Linked DNA regions of Homo sapiens: region 2 is linked to region 1. A link is a contact called in ENCODE Hi-C data. All regions are on one chromosome and are shown on one strand. Each heading gives the region's core, a stretch centred on a gene start or an enhancer-like site at or near the end of the contact. The rest is flanking DNA. Distances are from core to core; before and after follow the strand shown.

The links. A loop is a pair of places that touch in the nucleus more often than their neighbours do. Pooled maps may share reads with other maps.
Region 2: a pooled map shows a loop between it and region 1 (10-fold over the local background). The contact joins the promoter of BAZ1B here to the promoter of TMEM248 in region 1. A Hi-C loop is called at or near these places in 5 of 50 pooled maps.

What each region holds. Positions count from the first base shown.
Region 1 is chr7:66,919,047-66,923,061 of GRCh38, reverse strand. It overlaps TMEM248 (transmembrane protein 248), which reads right to left and starts at 1,837. Exons shown (of 7, transcript NM_017994.5): 1 at 1,601-1,837. RefSeq lists a silencer at 1,546-1,795.
Region 2 is chr7:73,520,938-73,525,242 of GRCh38, reverse strand. It overlaps BAZ1B (bromodomain adjacent to zinc finger domain 1B), which reads left to right and starts at 2,950. Exons shown (of 20, transcript NM_032408.4): 1 at 2,950-3,416. The coding sequence starts at 3,310. RefSeq lists silencers at 2,337-2,476, 2,827-3,706 and an enhancer at 2,607-2,766.

The DNA of each region.
Region 1 (4,015 bases), core at 588-3,087:
TGCTTCCTCTAAGTACATTCCTTACAGGCAGAAACTATTAATATATTCGCACTTATGCCAGGTGCGGGTGGTTCACGCCTATAATTCCAGAACTTTGGGAGGCCGAGGAGGATGGATCACCTGAGGTCAGGAGTTCAAGACCAGCCTGGCCAACATGGTGAAACCTTGTCTCTACTAAAAATACAAAAATTAGCTGGGCATGGTGGCGGGCACCTGTAATCCCAGCTACTAGGGAGGCTGAGGCAGGAGGATTGCTTGGACCTGGGAGGCAGAGGTTGCAGTGAGCAGAGATCGCACCACTGCACTCCAGCCTGGGCGACAAGAGTGAGACTCTGTCTCAAAAACATATATATATATAATCTACCTTTCCTCCTTGCCACAGATGCAGCTAGAGCCTAAACGGAGAAGGTGCCAGTTAACTAGCCTTTGGTGATTTTAGCATTGAGACTCCGGTGCTAGCAGTGATTCCAGTCCACCTGATTCAGGCCACAGGAATTCTCCCAGAATCTTCACTACAAGTTGAAACTCCAAATCCTTAATCCTAGAGAGTAAATGCACTTAGGGTCAATGCACACCTAAGTATACCTTAGGTGCGCGACAGGTCTATTTCCTGTCAGAATCCCTAGATGAAAAGAGGAAGTAGATGGACACCCTTATCGGTCAAGCGCTGATGGAACACTCATCTACAAATGAGATACACATGCTGAGACCCTAAGCTGACCCAAGCTGATGGTGCTATCGAGACAAACCACTTTATCACATATTCATCAGCAGTCTCGGAGTTTTTCTTCCCATTCCCTCCCGTAGCGGCTCACCTTTGAGGCAGGAAAGAAGCAGTTCAGGCGGAAGCCACAATCTTTACAAAGCAGGCTTCAGAGAAGCTCACCATTCATCAGCCAGTGAGGGCTGTCACCTGCTAGTTGAGAACTAAACTCAGACATCAGATTCTTCCACAAAGGCCTCCTCACCAGCTGTCCGATGGGTACGGCGTTCAAACGACTCAAAACAGCACAACAAGCCTGGTTTTATTTCTGATGGTCCCCATCAAGGGAACTGAAACTACATGCCTCTAGATTACCTTGCGATCACTCCTCATTTTATTAAAAACATGAAGAAAGAATCCACCCCATTCCGGATATTTACCAAGCTTGACACAGGGAACACCACTATGCCATTTAACTTTGTGGACGTACGTGAGTCTCTCCCTCCCACCTTTCTGAGATGTGTTTCACTGCCAAACGGAGAAGAAACGCAAACACTCCCCAAAGCCGAAAAATGGCAAACGACCAAGATGTTTCCCGTGCCAAATCCGAATTATCCAGGCCTCGGCTCCAGACGTGGGAAGTCCCGCCATCTCCAAGGCCGGCAGGGAACCCTGGCTCGGGGGACGCGAGTGGGCAAACCCCAGTGTGGGGGGACCAGGCCGAGGTCGGCCGATGCTGGGCGACCCCCGCCAGCAGTTGGGGCGGGGTCTGCACCCTGAGAAGCGGTGAAAAAAGCCGGCGGAGGAGCCGCTCCCGACCAGCACGCTCCCCGCTCCCGGCCCCGCGGGCAGCCCCGACTGGGCCCGACCCCAGCCCGCCCTCCAGCCCCGGCTCACCCCGCCCCGGCGGGCAGCTGCGCGCCCCGGGCCCAGCCGGGCCAGCTGCTCGGCGGACGCCCGCGGTCGCGCTGGGCTCACTCGTGGCGGCGCGTGGCGGGCCCGAGGCCGCTAGGCACCATCTTCTCCCCGCGCCGGGGGCAGCGTCTGGCTCCGCGGGGCCGACGCGAAGACCAGACGCCAACCGGGCTCCCGCCGCCGCCTCAGTTCGGGCTCCGGCAACCGCGGTTTCCGGGTGAAAAAAAAAAAAAAAACCACGCCACCTCCAACGCCGCCGTGACCTCCGACCCCGGGCGTCCGACGGTGGCGCGGCCGGGACAAGCTTCGTCAGAGGCAGGCGGCGGAGACCACGCTTCCGGGACGGGTAGCGTGCATGCGGACGTGCGTGGAGTGCGTGATGGACGTTTATGGGTCTGTGTGCCGGTCTGGTGTTGTGCGTGTGCGTGTGTGCGTAGTGCGTGTATGTGGCTTGTAGTGTGCATCGTGTACAACGGTGTGTGCAGTGAGTGCATGTATGTGCATCTGTGTGCGCGTGTGTGGTGTGTGATGGTATGGGTGTGTGCATGCGTAGATGTGTAGGGAGTGCGCACACGTGTGCATGCTCATGTGTGTGCTATGCGTGTGTCTGTTGATGTGCTTGTATATTAATCACTGCTGATAAACATGTAATTTTGGACCAGGCGCGGTGGCTCAGGCCTGTAATCTCAGCACTTTGGGAGGCCAAGGCAGGAGGATCGCTTGAGTCCTGGAGTTCCAGACCAGCCTGGGTAACATAGGGAGTCTCTGACTCTATTTATAAATAAAATAAAATGAAAATGAAAATTTTTAAAGTATAATTTTGTACAATCACTTTGCAAAGTAATTTGGCATTATGCAGTACACTTAAAGATATACACATCCTCTCTTGAGAATATATTACCCTGGAGAAACAGTTGCACCTATGCACAAGTAGACAAAATAATGCTCATAGCAACACCAATGTTTTTAGCAGCAGTATGACTCACTAAAAATTGGGGAGAAAAAGCAGATGTCCATACAGTCAAATGTAAAAACCAACTTTGATATATTCATGGTTTGGTTTGTTTTTGTAGAGACAGGGTCTCCCTATGTTACTCAAGCTGGTCTCGAACTACTGGACCCAAGTGATCCTCCCACCTCGGGAGGATCTGGGATTACAGGTGTGAGCTGCCACGCCTGGCCCATCTTCGTGTTTAATCGGGTACAAAAGACCAGTGAAAATTATTTAATACAGCTCACACAATTATGGTAGTCAATTGCAGACTATATTGGCAGGGACCAAATCACAAAATGGTACACTGCTACATATTTCCATTATGTAAAATTCAAAACAGGCAAGTTCATAACATATTGTTTAGAGATGCATACATAATTGTTTGAACTGACATGAAGCATGAGAAAAAGATGTATAAACTTCATGTTAAGTGTTAGGGGAATGGGATGGGGGAGGAGTACAGGGTGCTTTAAAGGTAATAAAGTTTTGTTGTTCTTGCTTTTGAGACAAGGTCTTGCTCTGTCACCCAAGCTGGAGTGCAGTCGCATGATCATGGCTCACTGCAGACTCGGCCTCCCAAGCTGAAGTGATCCTCCTGTCTCAGCCTCCTGAGTAGCTGGGACCACAGATGTGCACCATCGTGCCCAGCTAATTTTCATATTTTTCACAGAAATGGGGTTTCCCCCAAATTGCTCAGGCTGGTCTCAAACTCCTGGGCTCAAGTGATCCGCTCACTTCCACCTCCCAAAGTGCTGGGATTACAGGCATGAGCCACCACACCCAGCCATCTTTAACAAAAGTTTATCAGGTGAAGCCTGTAATGTTCAACACAATGGCTCAGTTCCTTCACTGAATACCCTCTTATTTCCATGATTCTTGCCCTCTTTTGTTATCTTGCACCATTTGAATTATCTTCCTTGTTGTAATGGGTGTGACATTATCTGCAAGTGCAGGCAGTATTGAATTGTGTATATAATGATGGAACCAAACTTCCTAATGAGATGTCCCTTACCAGGCTAGGACTGATAATGTAATTAAAGGAGCCCCACCACCAATGGCACCATATATGACTTAGTGATTGAGACCGTAGGAGAATGTAAAAAAGGCAACCTCAAACCTTTCATCCTAGCTGCCTTGTATGGGATTTCAAAAAAAATTTTTGTTTTTGTTTTGAGATGGAGTCTCGCTCTGTCGCCCAGGCTGGAGTGCAGTGGCACGATCTTGGCTCACTGCAACCTCTGCCTCCTGGGTTCAAGCGATTCTCCTGCCTCAGCCTCCTGAGTAGCTGGGATTACAGGCGCATGCCACCACGCCCCGCTAATTTTTGTATTTTTAGTAGAGAAGGTGTTTTGCCATGTTGGTCAGGCTGGTCACGAACTCCTGGCCTCAAGTGATCTGCCCAC
Region 2 (4,305 bases), core at 1,701-4,200, 6.6 Mb before region 1:
CCTAGACTTGTCTCAAACTCTTGGCCGCAAAGTATCCTCTCTCCTCAGCCTCCCAAAGTGCTGAGATTACAGGTGTGAGCCACCATGCCTAGCCCTGTAATTCCCTTCTAAGTAGTCACTCCGATTCAGCCATTACAGAATATATCAGGATGGTCACTTCCTTTACCATTCTCATCTGATATATTCTGCCTCAAATCCTCACATTTTGGGCACACGATCTTGAACTTCCAGGCTTCACTCTGCTGTTCTGTCTATAATGTTCGTCCCTCCTTCTCTGTCTAGAGAACTCTTTTCTTTTCTCAATTAACTCAAACGCTATGTGCTCTGGCAAGGCTTCTCCTGCTGTTCTTGGGAGAAAAGTCTACTGCCTCAAGGAAAAGGAACCGAGATCTTTTCTGCTAGGTGATCAGAGGAAACTTCACAGAGGTAGCTTTTGACCTAGACCTCCTAGTGGGGATAGGAGATCCTTGAGGTGAGAAGAAAAGGAGATAGAGGTCTGACATTAGGAGACTGCATTTAGAGACACCTCGCAGTCTAGCCCCGTTGAAGGACAGGCTGGGAAGGTACAGCTGGGAAGGTACAGGCTGGGAAACTTTAAAGTGAAGTTCTTTAAACTAAGGGAGACAGTTTAATAGGGAGATAACTTAATGAGTGTGTTTTTGATTGTACTGGAAAGCCAAACAAATTCTGGATGTGGGTGTTGTCTGCTTGGAGAAGCAACTGAAATGCTCCCCATTTAATAGCATTAAAATAGTTGATGCTATTTTCTTATTCTGCACTTTGTATAGAACTGTGATTATTATTATAATTTTTGAGACGGAGTTTTGCTCTTGTTGCCCAGGCTGGAGCGCAATAGCACAAACTCGGCTCACCGCAACCACCCCCTCTCGGATTCAAGCGATTCTCCTGCCTCAGCCTCTCGAATAGCTGGGATTACAGGCATGCGCCACCACGCCCGGCTAATTTTGTATTTTTAGTAGAGACAGGGTTTCTCCATGGTGCTCAGGCTGGTTTCGAACTCCCGAGCTCAGGTGAGGCGCCCGCCTCAGCCTCCCAAAATGCTGGGATTACAGGCGTGAGCCATCGTGCCCGACCAAACGTACCTATTTCCCCCCCCCCCCCGCCTCCCTGAGACGGAGTCTCGCTCTGTCGCCCAGGCTGGAGTGCAGTGGCACGATCTCCGCTCACTCCAAGCTCCACCTCCCGGGTTCACGCCATTCTGCCTCAGCTTCCCAGTAGCTGGGACTACAGGCACCCGCCACCACGCCTGGCTAATTTTTTGTATTTTTAGTAGAGACGGGGTTTCACCGTGTTAGCCAGGATGGTCTCCATCTCCTGACCCCGTGATCCGCCCGCCTCGGCCTCCCAAAGTGCTGGGATTACAGGGGTGAGCCACTGCGCCCGGCCCAGACGTACCTATTAAAGAGACATCCTGGCTGGGCACAGTGGGTCACGCCTAATCTCAGCACTTTGGGAGGCAGAGGCGGGACAATTGCTTGAGGCCAAGAGTTCGAGACCAGTCTGGGCAACAAAGTAAGACCCTGTCTCTACAAAAAAAATAAAAAATAAAAGGTAGATCCAATTCATTCAAATAGTATTCACTAGCACCTACAATGTTCCGAGCCAGGTGCTGAGTATCATGGGAGAAAAAAAAAAAAAGCCAGAGTCACAGCTCTGGCAGGGCGTGGTGGCTCACGCCTGTAATCCCAACACTTTGGGAGGCCGAGGCGGGTGGATCACCTGAGATCAGGAGTCCGAGACCAGCCTGACCAACATGGTGAAACCCCGTCTCTACAAAATACAAAAAATAGCCGGGTGTGGTGGCGCGCACCTGTAGTCCCAGCTACTCGGGAGGCCGAGGCAAGAGAATAGCTTGAACCCGGGAGGGAGAGGTTGCAGTGAGCCGAGACTGCACCACTGCACTCCAGCCTGGGCAACAAGAGTGAAACTCCGTCTCAAAAAAAAAAATAATGATAATTTTGGGAGGCCTAGGCGGTCGGATCACCTGAAGTCGGGAGTTTGAGACCAGCCTGACCAACATGGAGAAGCCCCGTCTCTACTAATAATACAAAATTGGCCGGGCGTGGTGGTGCACGCCAGTAATTCCAGCTACTTGGGAGGCTGAGGCAGGAGAATCTCTTGAACCCGGGAGGCGGAGGTTGCGGTGAGCCGATATCGCGCCATTGCCCTCCAGCCTGGGCGACAGAGCGAGACTCCGTCTCAAAAAAAACAAAAACCAAAAACCAAAAAACTAAGTACGTCTTTTAATCTATTTCTCCAAAGAAGCTTCTATATTCTACTTTCCAGCCAGCCCCTAGAAACAAGCAGTATACTTCTACCCAGATCTCAACCACACTCCCGCCCAGAAGTTAACTCTGGGGTGAGCAAAGCTGGCCCCCACGTTGTCCTTCCGCAGAACCTTTGGTAGGGTAAGCTCCCGGGGCCACTTCCCGCCAACCCCTCCCTGCAGCCCAGCCCCACCCGCGCATCCCCGGGCGTGGCCGAGCACGGCGCCTTTAAGAAGGGGGAGGCGCCCAAGAGGAAAGACAAAGCCCCTGGCCGCGCGCTCACCCTCCCCCTCCGGCGCACCACACGGACAGTGGTGCCCGGATGTCGGTGTCGCCGTCGGTGACAGATGGCGCAGTATCTGTATATGCGAGGGGCTTCTCCGGCTTGACCTCTTTGAGTTCTCGTCCTCTCCATCCCCCGCTGTCCCCCACTTTTAACTCTGCCGTCGGAGGCCCGCACGCCTATCACGGGCGCTTACATAACGTGACCTTTCACCTCTTCAGACTGCCCTCTAGTGCGCTGCAACCCAACTACGCGACAGGGGCAGGGGGGCGGGACCCAGGCGCGGAGCGGCAGCTCCTCCGAGCCAATAGGCTGTGAGCGCTGACCAGCTCTCCGCCTATTGGAGCATTCGCCACCGGCGCCACGGGGGAGCAAGTTAGTGTGTGCGTTGGCCGGGCCCGGGGGAGGAGGGGAATCTCCCGCCATTTTTCAATAATTTCCTCCGGTGCTGCTGAGGAGGAGTCGTGACTGCCGGCCGCCGGGACCCGAAGCGGAGGTCGGCGGGGGGCTGCTGGGAGGCGCGGCGGTGTGCGCGGGAGCTCTGCGCCGTGGCGTTCCGCTCCATGACTGTCGCGCGGCCGCGCCGGCGGTGAGGGAGCCGGAGTTCGCGCCGCCCTCTCACCCCTCCCTTCCCCCACCCCACCCCCGGGCGCCTGGCGCTCGCTCCGGGCCGCGGGGCCTAGTGCTGCGCCGCGGGGCCGGCCCCAGCAGCCGCCAGTCCCCACCGCCGCCGCCGCGATGGCGCCGCTCCTGGGCCGCAAGCCCTTCCCGCTGGTGAAGCCGTTGCCCGGAGAGGAGCCGCTCTTCACCATCCCGCACACTCAGGAGGCCTTCCGCACCCGGGAGTATCCTTTTCCAGCCGCGCGGGCCGGGCTGGGCCGGGCTGGGCCGGGGTAGGGCCTGGGGCTCGCGAGACCAGGTCAGCCGCGCATCCCCGGCCCGGGGCAGCTGTCAGCGCGCCCCGGCCGCTCGCGGGCCTGGAGGCTGAGTCTCAGCCTGCGCCCGCCGATCCTTCCAGGGGATCCGGCGGGGGGCGCGCACCGGCCCTGGAAGGAGAAGGGCCCGCTTCGGCCGCCCCCGGGGCCCCGCACTTTGTCCCGGGGCCTCGCCGGCGAGGAGCGCATCCCCCATCCCCATTACCTTCCCCGGGTTGGCTTTAGGCCTTGAGGACCCGAGAGGGAGGAGGAGGCGTGGGGAGGGGGAGCTAGGTTTTCTCCTTTAATTTTTACAAAAATTTTTTAAAAATTTAAATGAAACCTGCAGCTTAAGTTTTGAAATTGTACTCGCGCGGCCTCGTGATGCGGCGTGTGCAAGACTCAACTGCGTCTTACCCCGATCTCTGCGGGGATACTTGGCGTTTTTTTCGTCTCCCGAGGGGACTTTAGGCCGGGGATGAACTGACAGGACCCTGGGGCAGAAAACTAGGAATGAGATTCCCCGCTTAGAGGAAAGGGAGGGAAGGAAACTGCCTGTGGAGGAGCTGATGCCTGCCTTCCCTGGGCAGACACAGGTTTGAAATTTTGAAGGTTTAGAAGGAGATTGGTATTTGTTAAAATTAAACAAACAAAAAAACCAAGACGTGAAGTTTTTATGTTGTATTTTAGGAACATGAAATTGGATGTTTTACAAAGGAAGCATCCTCTCGTCATGACTAAGATTTCTTGCATAAGCATTATCTTTTAGTGAAAAGTTGTGCAGCTTTTATTTGCTTTTTTTTAATGGGTGCCAGAAGAA